2 separate regions of the Homo sapiens genome follow, and region 1 is linked to region 2. A link is a loop called in an ENCODE intact Hi-C map of the cell type or tissue named here. Cell type or tissue: heart right ventricle. All regions are shown on one strand.

What was found. Hi-C counts contacts between places; a loop is a spot of excess contacts. Peaks named below come from ENCODE experiments on the same cell type or tissue, not always from the same donor. Only the 100,000 strongest peaks of a DNase experiment are listed, where the experiment ranks them.
Region 1: a loop joins it to region 2, with 31 times the contacts of the local background. A loop is called at or near these places in 2 of 110 quality-filtered maps.

What each region holds. Positions count from the first base shown.
Region 1 is chr1:19,236,655-19,244,654 of GRCh38, forward strand. EMC1 (ER membrane protein complex subunit 1) reads right to left here. Exons shown (of 23, transcript NM_015047.3): 3 at 7,296-7,361; 4 at 6,960-7,053; 5 at 5,691-5,819; 6 at 4,362-4,488; 7 at 3,643-3,792; 8 at 3,164-3,331; 9 at 2,577-2,648; 10 at 2,141-2,203; 11 at 1,363-1,485; 12 at 488-584. It overlaps EMC1-AS1 (EMC1 antisense RNA 1), which reads left to right. Exons shown (of 2, transcript NR_135114.1): 2 at 3,603-4,050. Among named protein-coding and RNA genes, the nearest start is that of EMC1, 11 kb to the right of the region's middle. In heart right ventricle, a CTCF peak has its summit at 4,781 (motif pointing left); a DNase peak (open chromatin) is centred at 4,797.
Region 2 is chr1:18,594,203-18,602,202 of GRCh38, forward strand. No RefSeq gene overlaps it. Among named protein-coding and RNA genes, the nearest start is that of PAX7, 33 kb to the right of the region's middle. RefSeq lists an enhancer at 5,021-5,550. In heart right ventricle, CTCF peaks have their summits at 3,370 (motif pointing right) and 3,593; DNase peaks (open chromatin) are centred at 3,399 and 4,974; H3K27me3 peaks cover 5,704 bases.

The DNA of each region.
Region 1 (8,000 bases), 640 kb after region 2:
GTCTCAAAAAAAAAAAAAAAAGCAGGTGACAGGCCAGGCACGGTGGCTCACACCTGTAATCCCAGCACTTTGGGAGGCCGAGGCAGGCGGATCACTTGAGGTCAGGAATTCGAGACCAGCCTGGCCAACATGGGGAAACCCTGTCTCTACTGAAAATACAAAAATTAGCTGGTCGTGGTGGCACACGCCTGTAATCCCAGCTACTCAGGAGGCTGAGGCAGGAGAATCGCTTGAATCCGAAAGGTGGAGATTGCAGTGGGCCGAGATCATGCCACTGCACTCCAGCCTGGGCAAGAGAGCAAGACTCTATCTCAAAAAAAAAAAAAAAAAAAAAAAAGCAGGTGACATTTGGCTATGAACGAAACACTCAGGGCACACTCCACTTGAATCTCTTCCAGAAACCTGCAGCCTCCCAAAAAACAGTCTGATTGGAACACATTGGAAGGCCTGGGGAAATAAAAAAATGGGTTGAATGAGGTCTACTTACCCAACTGCTGCAGGAAAAGTAGCAGATGATCCTCTGTCTGCACCAAAGCCCGGTAGCCCACTGAGTCATCCTTCTTCAAGAACACCTGGATATACAGCTATAAGCCACAGTCAAGACCGGTGTAGTCAGTGAGGATCCAAATGCCTCTGAGAGCACCAGACCCCAGGAGTCAAAGCCTGGACTTAACAGAGGTACAGGCCATGGCATTATTTGATGTCTAAACAATGTAGCTATTATCTGGATGCCAGTAAGTGATACATATTCTTAGGAGCCAACATAATGATGCTGGGGTCTCCCAGACCTTTCCATGGAAGAACCTGAGTACTCCACGGGTACCACGCCATTCATCCATGCTCTAATCACACCCCACAAAGTGAGCAGGAGGCCGGGATTAGACTTTCCGCTTTAGAAACGAAGAAGCCACAGCCCAAGCAGCTGAGGAACACAACCAGATGCACACAGAGGCAATACTGGGTAGTGATGAGGAGTCCAGGCTGTGGGGTTAGACCTGAATCTGAACCGCAGTGACACCTCTTACTGGCTCCGTGACTCTGGCTATGGTACTCGATCCCACCAGGCCACAGAATCATTTTAAAACCAGGTCAGGAACAACCGCTTCATGAGAGTGTTTGGAGGGTTAAATCAATTAATGTGTAAGTTAAAAGCTTAGAACAGTCCCTGGTGCACAATGATGAGCTGGCATAAATAATACCCGCCTTTACTGTGACTTCTAACAAGTCAGTGGCTCAGAGAGCACTAGAACACATGTTTAGAGAGCCTAATCCAAGCCCCATGGCTAAGACCTGGCCCTGAGGAAAGGAAGCCATGTGCTGAGAAGCCCACAGGACAGTCTGCAAAGAAAGGCTCTGCCTTACCCGCTCAGGCCGAGTGCCGCTCTGTTCCAGGCTAAATGTTATCGTGGTGTCCAGCAGCCGCCGACCTGTCTCCACGAGGTATAGGTTAATGGTGTAGGTCTGATTGAAGCAAGCCAGAGAGTCCTAGGAGTACAGACAGCACGTGTCAACTACAGGTATCCCCCGAAAGCAAAGCCCACCAAAGGAAGTCCAAGGATTGGGGGCAAATACCCTAGAGAAGGAGCCAGGCCAGAAGGGGAAATATATGCAAAGGAGAATAAAAGAGAAAAGCAAGCTAAATCCTAAGGCAGAAATAAGGTGCCTGAGTAAATAAATGAAATTACAACTACCATACTTGTCTTGGAAGCCAGTACAGAGTAGCAGAGACTTCTGAGAGAGAGGTAGGGCTGAGCAAGGTAAGACTGAGCAAGACAGGAGGCAGGGAAACGCTTAGATGGAAGCCACAGCAGGAACCTATGCCTCCAGCCAGGGGCTCATGCCTCTGCTACAGGGTAACTGCACAGAGTACTACTCAACTGTGCCAGCCAGGATCCCAAAAGAAATGGGGACGCTGAGGCCCAGAGGAGAAAGTGGCTAGAAACAGACTCTAGGGATTCTACCTCCTAATCTCCCGGTAAAATGAGATTAAGAGAAACATCATTTAATTTACAGTACTTAGGAAACCTCATTTGAAGCTGGGAACTCTAGGACCTGCTCCTAACCAAAGCTCTTCCCCCAACTCTCTTTGGTGGCCTCCTGCGTCTCTAGGTCTGGCATACTGCCCAGTGCCACACCATACCTTTGAACTAGACTTCTCCGAAAAGCTCCCCATTGACCCATCTTCAGAACTGCTACTTTTCTGCTATGAGAAAGAGAAGGACAGGAGAAAATTCAGCCAAAGGGTCACTTCCCAGTCACTGAAATGAAGCTTTTGTTTTTGTCTTCTTAGCACTTGAGAGAAGACAAAGCTCATTTCTCACCCCTGCCCACAAAGCCTATTCAACCCTTAATAGCCCCATATGAAAGTAAGGTCATCACATTAGGGTCTCGTTCCTGGGGAGAAATGGGGTGTGCAGAAAGCTCTATAGTTGAGGCAAGACCTCACTTCTCAACAGCCTCCTGCCCGCTGGGTTCAAACTGACCAGGTCAATGTGCCCAGACTTCTGATTTTCAGGGTTCCTAGTGGAGACCAGGAAGGAAAATCCCAAGTGCTGACTGTTGTTCTCAATACTCACCACTTCATTCCGACAGGCCATGACTGCAGCCACCGTCTTCTCCCCAGTGGTGGCAAAGCTCACTAGGGCAGTCTGGGGGAAAAGCAAGGCATCAGCTCCTAAATGGGACCAGTACTAGCCAGCTGCCTTACAGAGGGTCACCTCTCCAGGGAAGGCCCTTGGCCTTAGAGTTGAAAGTGCTCCCCACTTTGGAGCAGAATGGTCAGGCATTTAAGAGCAGAGGGAGGCCTCAGTTGCATCTACAGCTGAAAACAGAACTCTCCCTACCTCCAACGCAGGCACAGGTCAATCTTAAATCCCATGCTGCTTGTTCTTACTATCTATGGGGAAGCTCTCATTTATGTCCCCATATTTCCTTTGGACTAAGGAAGGCACTAGTTTTGCTCTAAAGATCCTTTGTAATACTCAGGAGGAAATACACCATTTCTATGATAAGGCTACCTACCCCCTCTCAAACCACTTACGGGAAGGTGTCATCAATCTTGGGCCTAAGAGCAAACGTTTCCAGATTCAAAAGCACTGCCTTCTAGCATCCATGTCTTGGAGAGATCTCCTGAATCCTAGCAAACCATGTTGCCTGCAGTTACCTGTGGGAAGTTTTTAAGCAAACTCAGCGTTCCATAATGGTACTGCAGCAGAGCATAGTGGCTTGGGGACAAGTGCAGGAAGAACTGGGCCCGGGAAGCGTCCACTGGGTTGGGCTGGGTAGGCAGGACCCGGGGTTGGAATCCACTTCCAAATTCTAAGTCGAGAGACTGGAAGGCAAGAAGGAGGAGGATTATGGCTAACAGCTGACGACTCCCTGACCCATCCCAGGCTCACAACCTCTGCCCTACTTTGCCGGGGGAAGTAACTGGGCCATGGCAGGTGGCTCCAAATGCTCCAGTTCAAGTTCCCCAAAGAGGAAAGTGACTGATTTCCTCTTACACCAGTTCAGCCAGAGGCCTGAATGGCTTCCACTGCTCAGGAAGAGTCTAGGAGAAAGACCCTCCAGGGGAATCATGCCAAACTTTCTACTCCCCGCAGGAAATGCCTCAGGCCAGAAGAAGCAGTGGCAGCCTCTCACCTGCAGTGGGATCTGTCTCAACTCCCATTCCGTCTCCAGAGCCAAAGTTTGGAGGGAACGTGAGCTCGGGTCAGGACACACCAGGACAGCCTCATCCACCACACCACAGGCTCCAGACAGGTGCTGCAGCCACGGAGTTGAAACCCTAACCTACAGAAAAGTCATCGTTAACAGGAAGCTCGTGAAAGATTTTTACATTTCCCTCTCAGCCCAACAGCAATATTGCTGCCAGCATCCCACTGGGGGTCCTAAGCTCAAAGGTTCTTCATGGTTGGTTGTATAGGAGTTCTTCCTGTCCCCTGAAACCCCACCCTCCAACCTCCTGAGAGCCTTCAAAGTTGGAAAAAATATCAGGATTTTCTTTCTGGTCACTGGAAAAATATATCCGATAATTTTAAATACCTGGCACTTCAGAATCAGCACTTCTTTACTATATTTGCCATATGTGGTGTCCTACTGTGATTTCACAGCACTGTAAGATACTTACAGGCAGAGACTAGATCTATGTAATTTTTTAGCCACCCCAGAAGATAACACATGCAAATATGAGTACTTTAAATAGAGGCCTAATGGGAAGGCAGCTGGCAAGTGACCAGAATGAGGGAGCATAAGTAGCTTTTGCATCTGCCCAGCCAAGTTCCCTGTTCCCCAGTACAAAGAAATCTATCAAGTCTCCCCCAACCCCACCTTATTCACAGGCTCCTGTCACCCTCCTGTACCTGCTGAACAATCTCTCCATCTTCCACATTAAACTTGACAATGTTCACATGGCTGAAGGGAACAACTCCGAGGGCCCACACCACCCCAGAGCCGTAAGAATACACCATCTGGTAGTGGATGCTGTCACTAAGAGAGGGAAGAAGAAACCGCAGCGTCAGCTTTCAACCCAGGACAGGATTATCCTCAGGGGCTGCCAGGCCTCAGCCAGATGTCACAAACTAGTAATTCCCAAATAGGTTTTGTTTGGCTCACACAGTTTGGGGGCTTTTGTTGTTGTTGTTCTTAATTTGAATTAGTTGTCAACATTTAGAAGATATTATACTTCACAATCAGATTTCTAAATTTTCCTACGGTTAGAAGATGTGGCAACACTAGGCCTAAATACAGAGCACCAATCAGGTGGGTAAGGCTGCCCCCTCCAGGCAGGCCAGGAGCACTGCAGCTCCCATCCAGCCAGTGTTGCTCATGGATATTTCATAACCCGCCTCATAGCATTTTCTTTGTTGTGTTTTTTTTTAGACAGCGTCTCACTCTGTCACCCAGGCTGCAGTGCAGTGGTGCGATCACGGCTCACTGCAGCCTCTACCTCCCGAGGCTCAGGTGATCCTCCCACCTCAGCCTCCCAAGTAGCTGGGATCACAAGCACGCACCACCATGCCTGGCTAATTTTTTGTACTTTTTGTAGAGATGGGGTTGCCCAGGCTGGTCTTGAACTCCTGAGCTCAAGTGATCTACCCACCTCAGGCTCCCAAAGTGCAGGGATTACAGGCGTGAGACACCATGCCAGGCCAGAATTTGAAGTTTTGAGTCCTGCTCTAAACTTTGAAAATGGCCACAGGGTGTCTAAGTAGATCCTTTTATCTTGTTCCTTCTCTCTTGTTCCTTCCCAATTTCGATGCTTTCTACCAGCAGGACCTCGAGAAACCATTTCACACCTCACTCAGCCTACCCTGGGTCTTCTTGAGTTGTTCTAACTCTTAATATGAACGAAAGGCTCAGTCAGAACTAGAACTAGAACTAGAACTTGAACTAGAAGTCAGAAGGCACAAAGTACCATAACCATGAGCGAGTGAGTGGCTCCCGTAGCATGGCTCGCCCTAGCACCCCAGTTTGAGAGTGTTCTCCTCAGTGCAAAGGAAACTCCAGGCATACTCCGGAGTTTCACCCATACTCACAGCCTTCAAGATATTCTGAGTGCAACACACTCCATGGAACACCAACAAGAGACAGGCCTGGGTTAAAGCAAATGCTTCGGGTCCCTCGAGGAGAAAGAGGAGCTCCTAGAGAGTAGAACGAGGCAGCTATTGCCTGTGAGCAGGCAGCCTTACCTTTCTGGGAGATGTTCCACCCACTTGAGGTGCCCACTGGAGAGGTGATGGAGGGCAAGTGTAGTCTTCTTCAGGACTGCGATGTACCTTACAGACTCCTGCAGGCCAACCAGCCCAAGTGCCTGGAAACTGAACACAAGTACAGGTTGAGAGCAGCCCACACCTGCAGAGCCTCAGGCTGGGAGAGACAGTCCAGAACAGTACCCACTGTTGCTTAGTGGGTAAGAAAACAGGCTTTGGGGTCAAACACAGCTGGATCCTAACCCTGGCTCTGCCTCTTGTTAGTCAACTTGAGATTCTGCACTTGCAACCATTTGGCCACACTACTTGCTTCCCTGAAACCATCTGTATCTCCTAAGGGCTGTTCCCTCCTTCCCCTGGGACTTCACAGCAACTGGACCTACCCTCTGCCACATATCCATGAGACAGTGCTGTCATTACTGTGCTACCTGCCTGCCTCCCAATGGACAGCGGAATCCTCAATGACAGCAACTGTCTCACAGTCCCATGTGTTCTCATCGCCTGGGGCTCAGCACGTGTTTACCAAATGAATTACTATCAGAAAATGTATAAGCTAATACAAATGACCCTATCATTTGAACAACTTTAGGGGCCAGGCCCGGTGGCTCATGCCTGTAATCCCAACACTTTGAGAGGCTGAGGTGGGAGGATCACGGGGTCAGGAGTTCGAGACCAGCCTGGCCAACATGGTGAAACCCCGTCTCTACTAATAATACAAAAATTAGCCAGGCGTGGTTCACATGCCTATAATCCCAGCTACTGGAGAGGCTGAGGCACGAGAACTGCTTGAACCTGGGAGGTGAAGGTTGCAGTGAGCCAAGATCACACCACTGCACTCTAGCCTGGGTGACAGAGTGAAACTATGTCTCAAAAAACTCAATAAATAAAAATAAACAACTTTAGCAAAGATGTTAACAATAGGTCAGGCTGTTCTTTAAACAAAACTAAACAGTGGAAGTTTTATATTATGTTCTTATATCTGGAACATTGCAAAACTCACGAATCACAGTGAAATTAGGAACAGCATTCAAGCACAAGCGCAAACATTGCACCTAGAAACTCTGCATCTAACAGGCGCTCAATACATGTTGGCTGAGCAAGCATATCCACAATGGGTACTCAATGTCAATGGCTGGCTCTTCAGTGGTCCCTGGGAAAAAGCCAAAAGCCCAGAGTTGCTGTCTATGCAGATCTGTGTTCCGGTGAAGCCTTTAACTCAGTCAAGATAAAATCCAGTTTCTCCCCTACCTGCCACTGTCCAGGGTTATCTCCCAGTTCAGGCCCCCGATGTTAGTCTCCCAGGAACGCATGATTCGGCCTCCATTGGACACAGTGATCACATCTGGAAAAGAAAAGATCGTGGTGAAGTCATTTCCCACTTGCTCTGTCGCTTCCTAGGGTCCCACTGTGAGCAGTGGCCTCACCTCTGATTTCTGGATGCAAATACATGTTAAACAGGTACCTGTCCTTCACTGTCAGGAGTCCCCAGTCTCCTTTCCCTACCAGACCCTGTACAGATCAAGGAGCCAAGGAATGGGACAGGGAGCTGGCCGCACAATGGAGACACGGGAGGACTCTGCTTACCCTGTCCGTGCAGCAGCATGGCATCCACAGCCCCTTCTGCCGTGCCCTTGTCAACATGGCGCCACACTGAGAGACATGAAAGTTAGACATTACTATGAACAAAAGGTGGCAACCCAGAAGACTAAGAAATAAATGAAGAGCTCTTCATTTGCACAGCAATGTCCAATTTTATCTCGAGGGAGTGAAGGAGTATAGCTAACTGGCAGTGATCCAGTCCCATTCACGGGGTAATGAGGGTAGAAGGGGTTAAGAGGGGCCACTACTGTCCAGGCCCCACTACCACCCCATCAAACATATAAACAAACAACAATAAGATTAATAAAATCCATCCAATTCACAAGAAAAATAGTGATCATAAATTCTATTTCCCTTATTTTAGTGCCTAAAAACATCCGGCCAGTGTAGGTAATTAAGTGAGGGTATCTGAGAGTTTACTGCAAAGTAGAATAATGTGTTTTTTGCAGCAGCATCTTTTTTTTTGAGACAAGGTGTTGCTCTATTGCCCAGGCTGGAGTGAACTGGCATGATCACAGCTCACTGCAGCCTCAACCTGCTGGGCTCAAGCAATCCTCCCACCTCAGTCTCCCAAGTAGCTGGGAATCTAGGCACACGCCACCATGCCTGATTTTTTTAATTTTAGACATGGGGCCTCACTGTGATCCCCAGGCTGGTCTCGAACTCCTGAGCTCAAGTGATCCTCCCGCC
Region 2 (8,000 bases):
TCTTCCAATATCTTACTATTGCCTTATTATTACAAACAAGGGAAGGAGCTAGGTTTTCCTGGCCTATTGTAGGCAATGCCTTCTGCTGTTTGGTGTTTAAGAGATAGAGATGCTGTCTCTTCTGGATGAGCTTCTCACTGACACAAGTGCGATTTTGCTCATCTTTCTGGACTCTCCGGTGGTGGAGCAATCTTGCCCTTTATACCCTCCCACATTGCTTCTGCCACCCTTCACCCCATGTGGCTTGTGTGCCAAGGGTGGCTGCATTTGACAGCCATTATGCCTTATGTTCCAGTCTGCTCTTTCTGCATTCGAGTTTGGCTGAAGATGGAGTTTGTGGGGTCTTTAGTCACAATATCCAGGCGGAGAAGATGAAAACTGCTTTTTCATGCTGACACGTTCACATCAGCGTTCTGTGGAGCGACCCTACAGCTGCCCTAGCCTGCATGCGGCACTTCAGGTGCCACAAACAGAGGCCACAGCTCCTGCCTTTGACAAGCAGCCATCAGTCTCCTCACAGAATGGAGAACCAGGAAACCTCTGGAATCAGAGGCTGTCTCTCTTGCCATTGTCCCACATAACCATATGAGTTCACTGTACAGTCAGCCTTCTGTATCCACATGTCCTCATCCACAGATTCAACCCATCAGGGATCTCAAAAGTGTGAAAAATAATTAAAAATAATACAACATTGGGAGGCCAAGGCGGGCGTATCATGAGGTTAGGAGATCGAGACCATCCTGGCTAACGTGGTGAAACCCCATCTCTACTAAAAATACAAAAAAATTAGCCAGGCATGGTGGCGGGTGCCTGTAGTCCCAGCTACTCGGGAGGCTGAGGCAGGAGAATGGTGTGAACCTGGGAGGTGGAGCTTGCAGTGAGCCAAGATCGCACCACAGCACTCCAGCCTGGGTGATAGAGCGAGACTCCGTCTCAAAAAAAAAAAAAAAACAACAACAATAAATAATGCAAATAATAAATAGAACAACTAAAGAAAATACACATTTTAAAATACAGTATAACAACAACTTATACAGCATTTACACTGTATCAGGTATAAGTAACCTAGAGATGATTTAAAGTACATGAGAGGATAGGCCAGGCACAGAGGCTCATGCCTGTAATTTCAGCGCTTTGGAAGGCCGAGGTGTGCAGATTACTTGAGGTCAGGAGTTCAAGACCATCCTGACCAACATGGTGAAATCTGTTGACCTGACAGAAGGAGAATGAGAATTAGTCTCAGAGTTTAATATTGAATATGCTGCAGGCCCATACGCTCTCTTTTTTGTAGCAGAGTACATGAACATTATTATAATAAATGCCCTAACTACTACAAATCTTTCTAGGAGCACTATACACTATGCATTTTCCAGAACTCTATACCACACATTTTATTATCTAAACCCTCCTCTTAACCTCCCTGTCTCTACTTTTAAAAATATATATAGAAATTAGCCAGCCATGGTGGCTCATGCCTGTGATCCCAGCTATTCAGGAGGCTGAGGCATCAGAACTGCTTGAACCCGGGAGGCAGAGGTTGCGGTGAACCGAGATCACGCCACTGCACTCCAGCCTGGGTGATGGAGTGAGACCCTGTCCCAAAAAAAATTAAAAATAAAAATAAAGTATATGAGAGGATATGTGAAGTTTATACACAAATACTACAGCATTTTATAGAAGGGACTTGAGCATCCGCAGATTTTAGTATCACCGCAGATACCAAGAAACAACCATATATTGTGAGTCCTGTGAAGAAAGCAAAGTAGGCAAAGGGGAAGAAAAGTGATGGAGGCTGCTAATTTAGTTAAGGCAGACTTTTCTGAGTAAGGGCTATTTAAGCAGAGTGATAAATGACACGAGGGCCCACCTGTGCAGCTACCCAGGGGAAGGTCATTCCAAGCAGAGGGAGCAGCAGTGAGAGTTTAAGGCATGACAAGGAGGCTGGAGAGGAGCTGATGAGGGGCAGGTGCAGTCTGAAAGATAAACAGAGCTGGGCACAGTGGCTCAAGCCTGTAATCCCAGCACTTTGGGAGGCCGAGGTGGGAGGATTGCTTGAGTCCCAGAGTTCCAGACCAGCCTGCACAACATGGTGAAACCCTGCCTCTACTGAAGATACAAAAAATTAGCCGGGCATGATGGCACGTGCCTGTAATCCCAACTACTCAGGAGGCTGAGACAGGAGAATCACTTGAACCTGGAGGCGGAGGTTGCAATGAGCTGAGATCGCGCCATTGCACTCCAGCCTGGGTGATAGGGCGAGACTCTGTCTCAAAAAAAAAAAGAAAAAAAAAAAAAGAAAAGAAAGAAAGAAAAAGAAAAAAAGAACAAAAAAATAAATGCCAATTAGCTGGGCATGGAGGGGCACACCTGTAGTCCCAGCTACTCAGGAGGCTGAGGTAGGAGGATTGCTTGAGCCCGTCAGGTCAAGGCTGCAGTGAGCCATGATTGCACCACTGCACTCCAGCCTCGGTGATAGAGTGAGACCCTGTCTCAAAAACAAAACAAGGCCAGGTGCAGTGGCTCATGCCTATAATCCCAGCACTTTGGGAGGCCGAGATGGGTGGATCACCTGAGGTCAGGAGCTTGAGACCAGCACCAGTCTAGCCAACATGGCAAAACCCTGTCTCTACTAAAACTACAAAAATTATCTGGGCCTGGTGACATATGCCTGTAATCCCAGCTTCTTGAGAAGCTGAGGCAAGAGAATCGCTTGAACCCGGGAGGCAGAGATTGCAGTGAGCTGAGTGCACCACTGCGCTCCAGCCTGAGCAACAGAGCAAGACTCCATCTCAAAAAATAAAAAATAAATAAGTGAATAAATAAATATTGAAAACAAAAACTAAAAAGATAAACAAGGGCAGGGAAGGTTACCCACAGGCCCCGATCCTGTCTTGCTGTCTTTGGTTTTACTCTGAGTGGGAATAACTGCAGGGTTTGAGCAGCGGCATGACATCATCTGACTTGCTTTTAAAGGGATCACTCTAGAAGCCAGGTAGAGAATAAACTACAGGAAGACACGAGGTAGAAACAGGGTGAGGCTCACACGAAGGAGCTTCTTGACTTCAACACTGACAGGCACCCTGCAGATGAGGGTCTGGAAACCCAGGCCTCCTGCCCTCGCCTGCTCTGATGGAATATCTGCCAAGCCAAGTCCAATGGCAGGAGGAGCTAGGGGGCCCAAGGACAAGCTGCCCTTCATAAGAGCAGGGACCCTGCCTCCTCAGCCCCTCTTCTCCACTGCAATATTTGCTCTCTCATGACCAGACACGGAAGCCCTGACCACCGGTAGCTTTGCAGGTGTGGAGGGGTACCTGGGGACAGCTCCCAAGGGCAGGTGCTCCGGGTCAGCTCCTGATTCCAAGGAGAAGGGTGCGGAGTGGCCACTAGGTGACAGCATTGCTCCGCTGAGAAGGCGGCCACGCGCTCCACGGAGTTGGGTGTGTTGAAATCCCAGAAAGAAGGGGCTTCATGGGAAGTCTCAAAACCTCCCTCAGCCCCCTCGCTTTCATGGATGAGGATGGCAGTGAGGAATATGGTGGTGAATTCAGGAATTTCCAAGACAATAAATACTTTTCACATCAATCGCTTCATGTGACCCTTACAGCAAATACTGTGAGCTGGTCCATGGAGGCCTGTTAGTCCACTTTGCAGTGAGAACAGAGGCCCAGAGAGAGCACCGTGGCTGCCGAGCCCGGCCTTCTTCCGAGCTGTTCACCCCTTCCAGAATTGGGCCCAGTGGCAGGGCAGACAGTGGAGGTGGGGGGAGTGAGAAGTCCCTTTACCTGTGTCTGGTGTACAGATCGAGAGCAGCGCTCATAGTTTGGAAGTGGGGGGAGTGAGAAGTCCCTTTACCTGTGTCTGGTGTACAGGTCGAGAGCAGCGCTCATAGTTTGGAGGTGGGGGGAGTGAGAAGTCCCTTTACCTGTGTCTGGTGTACAGGTCGAGAGCAGCGCTCATAGTTTGGAGGTGGGGGGAGTGAGAAGTCCCTTTACCTGTGTCTGGTGTACATACAGATCGAGAGCAGCGCTCATAGTTTGGAAGTGGGGGGAGTGAGAAGTCCCTTTACCTGTGTCTGGTGTACAGGTCGAGAGCAGCGCTCATAGTTTGGGACCCTTTAAGGACCCTCCAGGAGCCGCTCACATCAGTTGATGGAGGGGTATCTAAATTCAACACACATAAAGTCAAAAGTGGCAGCAAAGGAGGAATTATATTTGTCACCGCCTCTCTGTATAAACACGCCACTAATGGTGTCATTATTCATTATCATGCAAAAAAGTGGGGGTGGCTTCCTTTGTGCCTCCCCCAACAGACCTAGTCAACCCCCATATTATAAAGCATCCTATTCCTCTCCTTCAGCACAGAACTAAAGGAAATCTGTTTAACATTCTTTGGTTTTATGTTGTTGTTTTGAGACAGAGTCTTACTGTGTCGCCCAGGCTGAGCACAAACATAGCTCACTGTAGCCTTGACCTCCTGGGCTAAATCGATCCTCCCACTTCAGCCTCCCTAGTAGCTGGGACTACAGGCATTTGCCACCATGCCTGGTTAATTTTAATTTTCTTAGAGATGAGGGTCGCAATAGGTTGCCCAGGCTGGTCTCAAACTCCTGGCCTCAAGAGATCCTCCTGCCTAGGCCTCCCAAAATGCTGGGATTACAGACATGAGCCACCGTGCCCCGCCAGCATTCTCTTAAGTAACTATGGGATTAATGTCGGTCCCTTCCACCAAACTGCTAGCTTCAAAAGAACAGGAACTGGTCTCTGTGCTCGGCACTACAACCTCAGCTCCCAGGACTGTGTGATGCATAGAAAGTGTACAGTAACATGAGTTAATGAATGCGCAAATGTCCTGGCCTAATGTCATGGCCTCCAAGAGGTCTCTCCTGCCGCAAGGTTTTGCAGAGTCCACAGCAAACGGCAATCTGTTGCTGCATCGGGGCCAACTGCCTTCCATGAACCCGGAACTGAAGTCGGTTCCAAGTGAAAAGCTTCCCCGGGTTTGGGCCCGTTCCCCCAGCTGATGGGCAGATAGAGCAGAATGGGAGATGACCCAGCGAGGCTGGCCCCAGCCCCACTCCCGCTCCCCAGCCCATTCACTGGCTGGGAGTCCTGCCCAGGCTGCAGGATGGAGAAGCCGGGAGAGCCTTGCTCGTAAATTACATTTTAGACAGTCTGCTGGGAAGATTAGAATCACACTGGTTTGGAGCCAGGGCTTTCCAGAGTGTCCCTGCAGGAAAAGAGGATCCGGGATAAACAGTGAAAGGGAAAGAGAGAAGGGGAGGGGAAGGGGGAGAAGGAGGTGGCCAGGGAGAGGGAAGAGGGAGGGAGAGAAGGAGAGGGAAGGGAGAGTAAAAAAAAAAAAAAAAAAAAAACAGAGAGACAAAAGACAGGGAGAGAGGGGTGGGGGCGGCGTGTACAACCAGGGCAGTGAAGACCAGAAGCCACAGAGAAGGGCCAGGGGAGACAGAGCTGGACAGAAGGAGCCAAGATTCCTACACAGGCAGGTGGGCTGGCACCACTCCCTCTGCCTCTTGCAGTTTTCCCAATCCTGGGTGCTGAGGGGAGCATGTCCCCAGCGTCTTTCTCTGGCAGAGAAGACTGATGGCCTCACTGGTCCTCAATAACAAGGGAGAAGGATTCTTCCCAACCACAGCCCAGACTGGGGAAGACGTTTCCCCAAGGTCACACAGCAAACCTGGTGGTGGATCCGAGGACTTCAGGTGCTAGGCCGCCACTAAATGCTGTTCTTGGGGTCCCCTTGTTGGAGCAGGACAGGCTTCGAGGACAGACATGTGGAGGACGCACATTCTCGCACTTCCTCGGTTTCCACTGCAGCAGCATCTACCTGTTTCTCACCGCAAGACTCCTCCCCACCACACTGCAACACCTCTGATGGAATGAACTTTGGCCTCAAAATTAAAAAAAAAAAAAATGAGCTCTAGCCTCCAGAAAGAAACAATTTTTTAACTAAACTTTAAGCCCTGAGATCACAGAGGGGCACACCTCTCGGACTGGGATTCAGCAAACCTAGCTTCAGATCCCAGCTCAGCTATAAACTCACTGTGTGGTCTTGGGGTACCCACGTGATGTCTCTGGGCCATATTTTCCTAGAGAAGCAGAAGAGTGGAGTAGTGGTCCCCAAAGGGATCTTTCAATTTTTTAACAATCCTTACCTCCCCCTTGGAAGAAATCCCAAGTAGGGTGCGCTGAGTGAGCACTGGATTGGAAGTCTGGGGCGCCCTAGGTCCCAGGAGACGCAGCTCGCAGCTCTCCCCTCACCTTGGCAGGCCCTTTCAGAGCCAGCAGCACTGGTTAAAATGCAAGCATGGCTGGGCGTGGTGGCTCACGCCTGTAATCCCAGCACCTTGGGAGGCTGAGGCGGGCAGATCACCTGAGGTCAGGAGTTCAAGAACAGCCTAGCCAACATGGTGAAACCCAAACTCTACTAAAAATACAAAACTAGCCGGGCGTGGTGGCGCATGCCTGTAATCCCAGCTACTTGGGAGGCTGAGGCATGAGAATTGCTTGAACCCGGGAGGCAGAGGTTGCAGTGAGCCGAGATCACGCCACTGCACTCCAACCTGGGCAACAAGAACAAAACCCAGTCTCACAAAAAAAAAAAAAAAAAAGCAAGCATGTCTCTTACCTGCTACTGTGTTTGAGCTTTCCTGCAACCCTGTGGGCTAGGCCTTTAAACTATGCCCATTATACCGATGAGAAAAATGAGACTTGGGCAGAAGTGATTTGCTGATGGTGACTCAGCTCAGAAGCAGCAGACGAGGCAGGAGTCAGATGGATGGAAGCCTGTCTGAGCCCACAGCCCCAGCACATGCCTGCTCTACCCAATGGCTGAACTGAGATGGGAAGAAATTTGGGGTGGATAAACGGAAGACAACAGCCGCCTCCCACAAGGAACCTCTGGATCATCTCCCCAAACCTCTTGCCCCAAATCTCTATTGTATAAAAAGATTCTTTTGTACTGACAAGAAAAACTGAGACCCAGAGAAGGTTTTGTAGCTCTGGGCATCCTTTCTGCTCCACTCATAGGACGAGAGTTACCAGAAAAAAATACAGGACAATAATTGAGACATATACTAAAAATATATTCCTAGTTTATCTGAAATTCACATTTAACTGAGCAGTTTTATTTGCTAAATCTGGTGCCTTCAGTGAGACACACCCCACTCCCCAGTTTCCATCACCCTTTAGGACTGGGATAGATGGGGATGATCCAAATCTAGAGCCTGTGTCTCTTTCTTCCCAACCAGCGCTATCCTCACCTGGAATCCTGGGCCTTGCAGTGAACAAATATTGGAACAGAAACTTGGGATACAATTATTTTGTTCAACAAAGCGTTGAAGTCCAGCCATCTCTAATGCACATCCCAACTCTCTGGGGTTGTCCAAGGAGGCCTCTGTGTTGGGGCAGCCAGCGGCTCTTGGAATCCATTGAGCCCTGACCATGTGACCTCAAGCCAGTTCCATCACCCCTCTGGGCCTCAGTTTCCACATCTGTGAAATGAGAGCCCATTCCTCCTTTCCCTGCAGCCCTGGTCCAGGAGACCACAGCTGTGGAAGCATCTCCACGCCCTGTGCCCAGCGCTCTCGGGACCCAGGCTTTGGGCTCTGTGAAGGCTTCATGTCCCTCCTCCTCCAAGGTCAGGGTGGAGGGTAAGGGGTGGGAGGGCACCCTGGTCCTGCCACTGGGAGATGCTACTTCTGCCTTGTGACCAAGTATCACACATGCCCCAGATCTATGTGTCTCCTGCCCCCAGGTCCCAGTGTAGTGCCCAGCTAGTCAAAATCCATGCTGATGCAAATGAAACACAGCCTCACACGAGGTGCCCCGTGTGGATGATCCACTGCAATCCCCACCACCATCTCAAACCCCCTGAGACTCCCATCACCTGGCAATGCTACAGTTACTATGAGTGTGGTCTGCCTCCCCCAGGTCACTGGGCCCCCGTGGGCAGTGATCCTGTCTGTTCCGTTTACTGCCATG